Linked DNA regions of Homo sapiens: all the other regions are linked to region 3. The links are chromatin contacts, found by Hi-C or POLR2A ChIA-PET in ENCODE. All regions are on one chromosome and are shown on one strand. The core of a region is the stretch at or near the end of the contact, and the rest is flanking DNA. Distances in the headings are between cores, read along the strand shown.

Region 1 (2,700 bases), core at 32-2,531, 370 kb before region 3:
AGGCTGGAGGACAGACATTAGTGTGGCCACCACTGGCATCTCTTAAGACATGATGTTGGCCCAAGCTGGGGTGGGGTTGGGGTTGACAAGAGAGGTGGTTGCTACCAAGGCAGTAGCAATGATGACATCTGGTGAATAGTTGGATGTGGCACATTAATGGAGATGGAAGAGCCTAGATTTAGGCTTAGGCAACTTGACGGAGAACCCAGGAGGGAAGCAGGATGGCAGAACGGAGATGGGGCCCAGGGTCAGCCCCGGGGGGCATCCAAGGGACACCATGTGGCTGCTGGACCTGCAGGTCTAGCCCTCCTGAGAAAGGCAGGCCTGGGGCAGGAGGAAGATGGAGATCATCAGCTCTCATCACCAGGATCACGAGGCAAAGCAAGGAGCCCTGAGAACCCAGCATTTCAGGAGTAAATGAGAAATAAAAACTTACTGATTGTATGAACTAGGAAGAAGAAACCCAAGAGATAGTGACATCGGAGAAAGTGAAAGAAAAGAGCATCTCAAGGTGCATGATGAAATATGCATTTGGATACAGTATGCACGCACTGCATAGTATGAACATTGATAAGTACAATGATGGAGAAAGCAGGAAAAAAAGCAAGGACAAAAAAACCTTAGCATTAGCCTGGCCAACATGGCGAAACCCTGTCTCTACTAAAAATACAAAACTTAGCTGGGCATGGTGGCACATGCCTGTAATCCCAGCTACTCAGGAGGCTGAGGCAGGAGAATCGCTTGAACCAGGAGGAGGTTGCAGTGAGCTGAGATAGCGCCACTGCACTCCAGCCTCAGGGACAGAGTGAGACTCCATCTCAAAAAAAACAAAAACAAAAAACAAAACAAACAAACAAAAAAACCTTAGCATTATGCACTCTTTCATTAAAATTTATTTTTATTTCATTTTTTAAAATGTCAGTCACATCTTATTAAATTAAGTCCATGACCATTAAGGGGTCCCAATCCACACTGTGGAAAATGCCCCGGCCTGTGCTCAAACCACCAGCTCAGCCTGCGCATACCAAGGGCCTCGCACCCTGGTGCACTGCCCTCACAGTGTGAAACAGCAGATGGGGCAGAGTTCTCTGGCTGGGCCCAATTGGGCAAAAGAAGGGAAGATGCAGAGATGAGAGGCAGAAAGAGGATGTGCCTGAAGCTGAGGGCTCACTTGATTAAGTTGCTTACTTTTCATCTCATACTTCTAGTTGATCTAAAAATCCGCATAGCTAAACGCCACGTAGCTGAGCAGTACTCACTAAACTCCCACTGACTTCCTTACACTGGCTCTGACTATAGGTCACTATAGTAACCAGCACTTAGAGTTGTTTTTCAGGAACTATGGGCAGTACTTGTCCAGTTCAAGCTCATTGAGTCCACCAGCCCTTCAGCTGAACCTGTGTGGGTGTCCAAAGAGTGACCTTTTGACGTCAGAGGGCTAAAATCTCCACCCTTAGATCAGGTTAGTGCCACCCTTTTCTGCATGTGTCCGGTGAAGAACCGTGCAGCCCCACCAGGCTTGCATGAACTCCCATTACCTCCCCCTTCACCTCAAGACCACTTGGGTTTCTAGCCCATAAGTACCCTCACGTCCTATTTTTAGAGAGGCAAATTTGAGACCTGTCCTCCCGCCTCCTCTCTTGACTGCCTCGTGAATAAACTCCTACTCTTTTGCAAAATCCATAAGTCACAGTGATCGGCTTACTGTGACATGCCCACAGGGGCAGCAGCCGTGTAGGAACAGTGACCTGCATGCAGGCTGTGCCCCTAAGTGCAGGGACAGCTCCGTGTTGTCCCTCCTGCTGAGATCCTCAGGTTGTTCTGTTTCACCTGCACCAGTGCCCCTCAAGTGTGCCTGAGCTCATAGCACTTTGCTGCCATGAGGCCCCCCAAATTCACCTGGAGAGCCTGTCCTAACTTCAAATCCTGGGGTGGGTGGTCCCTCTGTCCACAAGAGCCCCGACTTCTTTTACACCTCGGTAGCACCCACCTAGGCCCAGGCACCAGCTCAAGGCTGGGAGAGGAGGCAGCTTTGCCAACCTCACTACAGAAAAAACAAAAACTAACAAAAGAAGCCTGTGTACTCCCTAACCCCAGGCAAAGGCCCCTCCTGAGCATCCATTCATATAGCCACAGGGAAGGCTTAGCTGCTTCTTTGCATCTGCCTTTCTGGGCTGTTTGTTTGTTTGTTTGTTTGTTTGCTTGCTTGCTTGCTTGCTTGCTTGTTTTTAATCTCATTGAGATTTTATGAGGAATTAGCTACAGTCCTCTGCTCTACCAGCTGAGCTATTGAAGGGACATCATTGAGCTTTTAAATGATCCGTAAGAAAGTTTTGGAGAAATTGAAGAGCAGCATGTAAACTTATATACTGGCTAACTTGTTAATGCATTCACACACACACACACACACACACACACACACACACACACATTATGTGGAAATGAGAACAAGCAATTGGGGAACATATTTCAGCAACTCTTCTTCCAGGTACAGAATTGCTCATCATGCAAGAGATGAATCATCAAGAAGCAGAAACTATCACAGTTTTCAGTTAAACTTTCTTGCACTCTCTGCACTCTGCAAAGGTAAATGTGTTCTAAGTTTACATGTGAAAGTATTCATGGGGCTTCTAGGATATGTTTCAGTAAAATAGTAAAAATCTGCTTTCTCTCTCTCCCTCTCTCTCTCTCCTTCTCGGG
Region 2 (2,700 bases), core at 1-2,500, 350 kb before region 3:
TCTGCCATTCCCCCAAGACCCCGGGATTGATGAGAGGCATTCAGAACTGCAAGGGGCATGAGGGGGCTGTCATGTCCTTGTCTGGGCGGCCTCCCAGGCTCAAATTGCTGCCTGAGAACAGGTGGCAGAACATTCCTGAATATTTAACCCTTGGCTCGCAAGAGTGCAGGAATGACAGTTCTGTGCCTGAGGAAAAGATTCGTGTCACTCGCACCTCACTTAGGACAACTCGTGCTTTACAGAAATTTACTAATGTTAAAGAATGATTTGTGGTTTCTTTGCTCAAATACAGGAAACTGACTTTTCTCAAAAATGAACTCTCCCTACCAATCTGCACCATGAAATTATTTCAGCAAACAAAAAATAATGGTTGCCCATCACCGCACACTGCGTGTGACTCAGCCATCACTCACAGGCAAAGAAGGGTGTTCTCTCCTCTCCCTGTCAGTTACTAATTCTCTGTAAATGACCATTTGACATCCTGGCCGGGGAGGATTCAGATCAGAGATGACTTCCCCACTGCCACAAAGTATGGTTCTGGGAAGGACAACCAGCCCCAAGGCCACGAAGATTCTGAAAAAGTTTCTTCTCATTTGAAGTCCAGTATTTCCTCGGCCCCATTTTTCTGTTAAACAATCCTTTTCCCTTGGAGATTGCTAAAGCTTAGCTCCAGGGCCAGCCTAAGCTCCAGCAGAACTGGGAGCGTCTCCTGTGTCTACATAGCTCCCTTCCCTCCTGCCTTCCTACTATCAAAGGAGAAACAGCGTGTAATTTGATTTTTTCCCCTTCTCCTCACTTGCCATACTGTGTTCTTTGCCTGGGCCTGTGCCTCTCCTTGCAGAGGCTGTGGACAGGAGCACCGAGAGCCACTTCCTGGAGCATGCTCCCCACCCCCGCAGCCTGTGGCTTCAGCCTCTGCTTCTGCAGACAGCGGTGGAGGAAGTCAGGACTGTCCCTTCTGACCTGAACACCTACCTCCAAGTCCTCCCTGTCGCCACAGAGACCCGGCAATGCAAGTGAGTCCTGTTTGACCTCGTCAATCATCGCAGACTGTAAAGGTGACTCGGATGCTCAAGAAACGAGCATACCCAGCAGTGGGCCCCAGACTTCTCGCAGGCCCAGGTCCTCCTGGGTGCACAGAGACCTACCAGACAACGGTCCGGCTGCACTGGTGTTGTGAGATGCCTGTGTCAGAAGACACTGAGTTCCTCACTCGCCTCCTATCATGCCGATGATCACAGGAGAAAGAGCAGGGCACATGCATGCCAGCATGCTGAAGGGAGGCCAAAACCCATGCTTGAAAACCACAGGTCCTGTTCTAGGAGCAGGAGATATATTTAGCCAAGCAGGATGTTTGTGGGTAAACCAACATTTTGCTGTAAATAAAATTCTGCAAACTCGGGACTTTGAGAATTGCAGAAGCTTACTTTGCCTGCGTATTGGCAAGAGAGCTATTTTCCTAACACAAGCTCACCATGACCCTCATTCAGAGATGCGCTTGACGCCGAGGGTGGTGCCTTTTCGCTAAGGGGTGCTGTCAGGGGATTGAGTAGGAGCCTGAAGAGCTAGGAGTATCTTCTCCCTGGGCAGACCAGCAGGCAGACCCTGTCCCTTCACACTACAGTGGCACGTGATGGGCCCCACTGCCCACCTGGTTCTGGTGTCCAGGCTGAAGTCCTCGTGTGACACTCCAAACTGTTCTGGCAAGGAAGGCTCACGGGTTCTGACCTACACTCTGAAACTGACCAGTAGTGATAAACTCCGCATGGACTTCAGCCATCATTGCGTACGTAAGAAATACGTGTTGCACACAGAGTGCTTCTCTACATTCCCAGGTTTGCCACTCCCCGACTTTTGCTGAAGCAGGTTTCTACTCCATCAGTCCCACAGATGTGTTCACAGGGCCAGCACTGAGTGTGGTGCTGGGGAAGGCATGTGCTTGGAGGCAGCCCTGTGAGATGGCACAGCCTAGGGGAGGAGTCGTGGTGGGGAAGACCCTGGCCACGCATGATAGAGGAAGCGTGGCCACACAGTCTTTGCTGTCCCTGCCACAGCATGGTGCTGTAAGTCTCCTCCTTCCGAGTCTGTGCAGACTTATGTGACACATTTGACCCAACAGAAATGCAGCATTTGTGGTGTGTGAAAGTTCCAGACCAGGCCACAGCGAGCTCCGTGGCTTCGGCTGTGTCTCCTGGAGCACTTGCTCTCAGGACCCCCTCTCTCAGAGCCCAGGCACCACGCCGTGAGAGAGCCCCAGCCACAGAGACAGGCTACGTGTAGGTGCTTTCATCAAAGTGCCACCTGTGCCTCCCCGCAGCAGTGTCAGGCCACCAGCTTGGACAGGCAGCTCCAGCCTCCAGTGGAGGCTTCAGAGGACAGCATCAAACAGCATCCACAAAGGAGACCCACCTTGTGAAAAGCGCCTAGCCAAGCCCTGCCCAAATCCCTGGCCTGTGCAATTGTGAGCAAAGCAATTCAATTTGGAGTGGTTTTATGCTGCAGTAGGTGACCAAAGCACTATGGAAGTGAATATCAGGAGCCCCTCACTGGGATGTCAGAAGACATTCAAGGAAGGTTTCCTGGAAGATTTAGTACCTCAGGTGGTACAGGAGAAGGTGAGATGGAGAGAAAGCAACCCCAGTCTGAAGACGCAGTGGTAAGAAAGGGTCATTCCCCTGGGCATGTGTGGTCTGCTGGGGG
Region 3 (2,700 bases), core at 16-2,515:
TGCTAAGAGCTGTGTGGGGAAGGGACAGATTGAGGTGGGGCGGTCTCCTGAACTCAGGGGTTCTGGAAGGACTTTCTCATGGATGCAGTGTCCTCTGTGCAAGGACCCAGTGTCTGCTCACTAATCTCAATGGGCCATTCCAAGGAAAGCAGGCCCATGTGGTTTGTAGCAAAGCCTGGATGTTCGAGTATATTTGGGGTAATAGAGCAGCTCATACTAAGCTGACTGCCACATGCTTTGCAGAAATTCTAGGCATCTTGATGATCTCCCCCCCGCCTGGCTCATCCAAAATGCCAGGTGTGGACACCCTAGCCAGGACCCTTGATTGCACCCCTTAGGGCTGTGCTACCCTTTTATGGGAAACTGTCAGCTGGAAATGACCTGTGGGGTTGCATATGCTTCTTGGTGTTATGTCCCAGTGTGATCCAAAATGTATTGTCTTTTGCAGTTATTATTTTTAACCTATGGTTTTGCATGTATTTTCAAGGAAATTGGTTTCTTCTCTATTGCTCATTCTTTTTGTCATTTTCAGTTGGCCATTGGGGAAGGAAGTGAATCTGGATTAGAATTCTAAAATAATTTTTTTTTTCTTTGAGACAGGATCTCACTCTGTCACCCAGGCTAGAGTGCAGTGGTGCATTCTTGGCTCACTGCAACCTCTGCATCCAGGGCTCAAGCAATCCTCCAACCTCAGTCTCCAAAGTAGCTGGAACCAAAAGTGTGCACCACCATGCTGGGCTAATTTTTTTTTTTTTTTTGTATTTTTGGTAGAGACAAGTTTTCGCCACATTGTCCAAGCTGGTCTTGAACTCCTGAGCTCAAGTGATCCACTCGCCTCGGCCTCCCAAAGTGCTGGAATTACAGGTATGAGCCACCGTGCCCAGCCTACATCTTATTCTTTTAAAAAAATCCAATTTAACACCTTAACCACATAGCTGTATATTTAAAATATGTTAATTAGTAAGATATTAGCAACCCAAATCACAAGAGATACAGAATAAAGAGAAAGGTACTGAAAGCATGAAAAAAAGGTACTTAAAGCATTTAAACACAGACATCATTTTTTAAATCATGAGTTAGAAAATTAGATATGAAAAAGAAAAAAAGGTTAGTTTGGGATTGCTTCAGAGACACAAAACTAGTTAAAAACACACTGGTCCCAGCTATGTTCATAGTGTTCTCCATTGCTCATAAAAACTGCCTTCAAGAAGTGGTGATGATGTAGTTCTGGGGGAGAAGCAGCCGATGCAATGGTAAGCAGACTCCCCCACGTATGAAGTCATCTGCATTGCGTGGCTGGATGAACATCTGCCACATAAACTCTGCGTTGGTTGCAGTGTGCCACAAAAACATTCTTTGTTTCTCTCTGACCCCAGCTCTCATTTTGTGAGGTGAAGATTGGTTGACATAATGAGAACTTTCTGAAGTCATTTCACTGAGGACATTTAATACAACTTCTTTGCAAGCGATGTCATAGACTTCAGTGTCTTTGTCTGGCATGTGCTGTTGCTGCAACATGATTCACAGTGGATGGCGGGGGAGGAGCTGCAGGCGGCAGAGAGTAATCAAGCACTCATTTACGCGCCTCCTTCCTTTCGTCTTATCAAGCAGCTAAATGCCAGCTCAGAATCAGCCCACGCCACAGTCGTTTTCTGGACTTTCACTATTAAAATGTCCACTTACATAGGAAGAAAAAAGACAGTGACTCAAATCAGACTCAATGCCTGGTTTATAAATTAAGAAACAGCTATTTTGGCCCCCCAAAAGAAAACTACTTCTCTTTTCTCTTTTTTCAGAAATGCAAACTATGAGTTTTATGAAAACTACAATTTCATTTTATGAAAGGGTAGTCAATTCCATTACGTCTTTCAAACCCATTGGCAAAACGTGTAAAAAGAATTGGGGTTAAAGTGGGAAAAATCTTACCCAGTTCTGGATTTTAAAGCAATCACAAATTAGTACAATGTGAACTAAAGAAGAGCCCAAAGCTTTTGGTTCTAAGGAATTAGAGAATCTTTCTGTTTCCACTAAAGTGAAAGCATGTTCCAATGATGAACCTCCAGCTGCATAGGTGACAGTCTTTCCTTATTCAATCCCTGAATTTACCTTACATAGTAGGTGGACGGCCACCCAAAGATATCAGGTCCTAGTCCCTGGAACCAGTAAATGTTACCTTATAAAGAAAAAGGGTCTTGGCAGATGTGGTTAAGAATCTTGACATGAGGAGGTTATCCTGGATTATCTGGATGGGCTGTAAATGCCATCACAAGTGTCGGTAAAAGACGGGGAGATGACACACGCAGAAGAGAAGGCCATGTGAAGACAGAGGTGGAGACTGCAGTGATCTGGCCACAAGCAAAGGAATGCAAGCAGCACTGCAAATTGGCAGGGAAACCTTGATTTCAGCCTACTGAAACTGATACTGAACTTCTGACCTCCTGAACTGTGAGAGAATACATTTCTGTTTTTTTTTGTTTTTTTTTTTTGAAATGGAGCTTCACTCTGTCACCCAGGCTGGAGTGCAGTGGCGCAATCTCAGCTCACTGCAACCTCTGCCTCCCCAGTTCAAGTGATTCTCCTGCCTCAGCCTCCTGAGTAGCTGGGATTACAGATGCCCGCCACCATGCTGGGCTAATTTTTGTATTTTTAGTAGAGACCGATTTCACCATGTTGGCCAGGCTGGTCTTGAACTCCTGACCT

Evidence for each region. A loop is a pair of places that touch in the nucleus more often than their neighbours do. ChIA-PET counts read pairs that join two places held with the same protein, here RNA polymerase II (POLR2A). Pooled maps may share reads with other maps.
Region 1: a loop to region 3 is called in a map with no recorded cell type, with 14 times the contacts of the local background. The contact joins two enhancer-like sites. A Hi-C loop is called at or near these places in 11 of 37 single-sample maps with no recorded cell type and 5 of 50 pooled maps. POLR2A ChIA-PET finds 5 or more read pairs at or near these places in 3 of 52 experiments (A549, activated CD4-positive, alpha-beta T cell and activated CD8-positive, alpha-beta memory T cell).
Region 2: a pooled map shows a loop between it and region 3 (3-fold over the local background). The contact joins the promoter of LINC02937 here to the enhancer-like site in region 3. A Hi-C loop is called at or near these places in 3 of 37 single-sample maps with no recorded cell type and 3 of 50 pooled maps. POLR2A ChIA-PET finds 5 or more read pairs at or near these places in 1 of 52 experiments (A549).

What each region holds. Positions count from the first base shown.
Region 1 is chr9:91,145,415-91,148,114 of GRCh38, forward strand. All of the region lies in intron 1 of LINC02937 (long intergenic non-protein coding RNA 2937), which reads right to left. The region is part of intron 2 of LINC00484 (long intergenic non-protein coding RNA 484); the gene reads left to right. Among named protein-coding and RNA genes, the nearest start is that of LINC02937, 17 kb to the right of the region's middle. RefSeq lists enhancers at 1,347-1,914, 2,322-2,441. Within about 2 kb of position 1,282, at least 3 of the 41 ENCODE cell types and tissues checked have a DNase peak (open chromatin) inside an H3K27ac peak, as active enhancers do.
Region 2 is chr9:91,162,030-91,164,729 of GRCh38, forward strand. It overlaps LINC02937 (long intergenic non-protein coding RNA 2937), which reads right to left and starts at 1,251. Exons shown (of 6, transcript NR_184105.1): 1 at 976-1,251. All of the region lies in intron 2 of LINC00484 (long intergenic non-protein coding RNA 484), which reads left to right. RefSeq lists enhancers at 1,211-1,260, 2,658-2,700.
Region 3 is chr9:91,513,891-91,516,590 of GRCh38, forward strand. No RefSeq gene overlaps it. Among named protein-coding and RNA genes, the nearest start is that of NFIL3, 91 kb to the left of the region's middle. RefSeq lists an enhancer at 860-2,059. Within about 2 kb of position 1,266, at least 3 of the 41 ENCODE cell types and tissues checked have a DNase peak (open chromatin) inside an H3K27ac peak, as active enhancers do.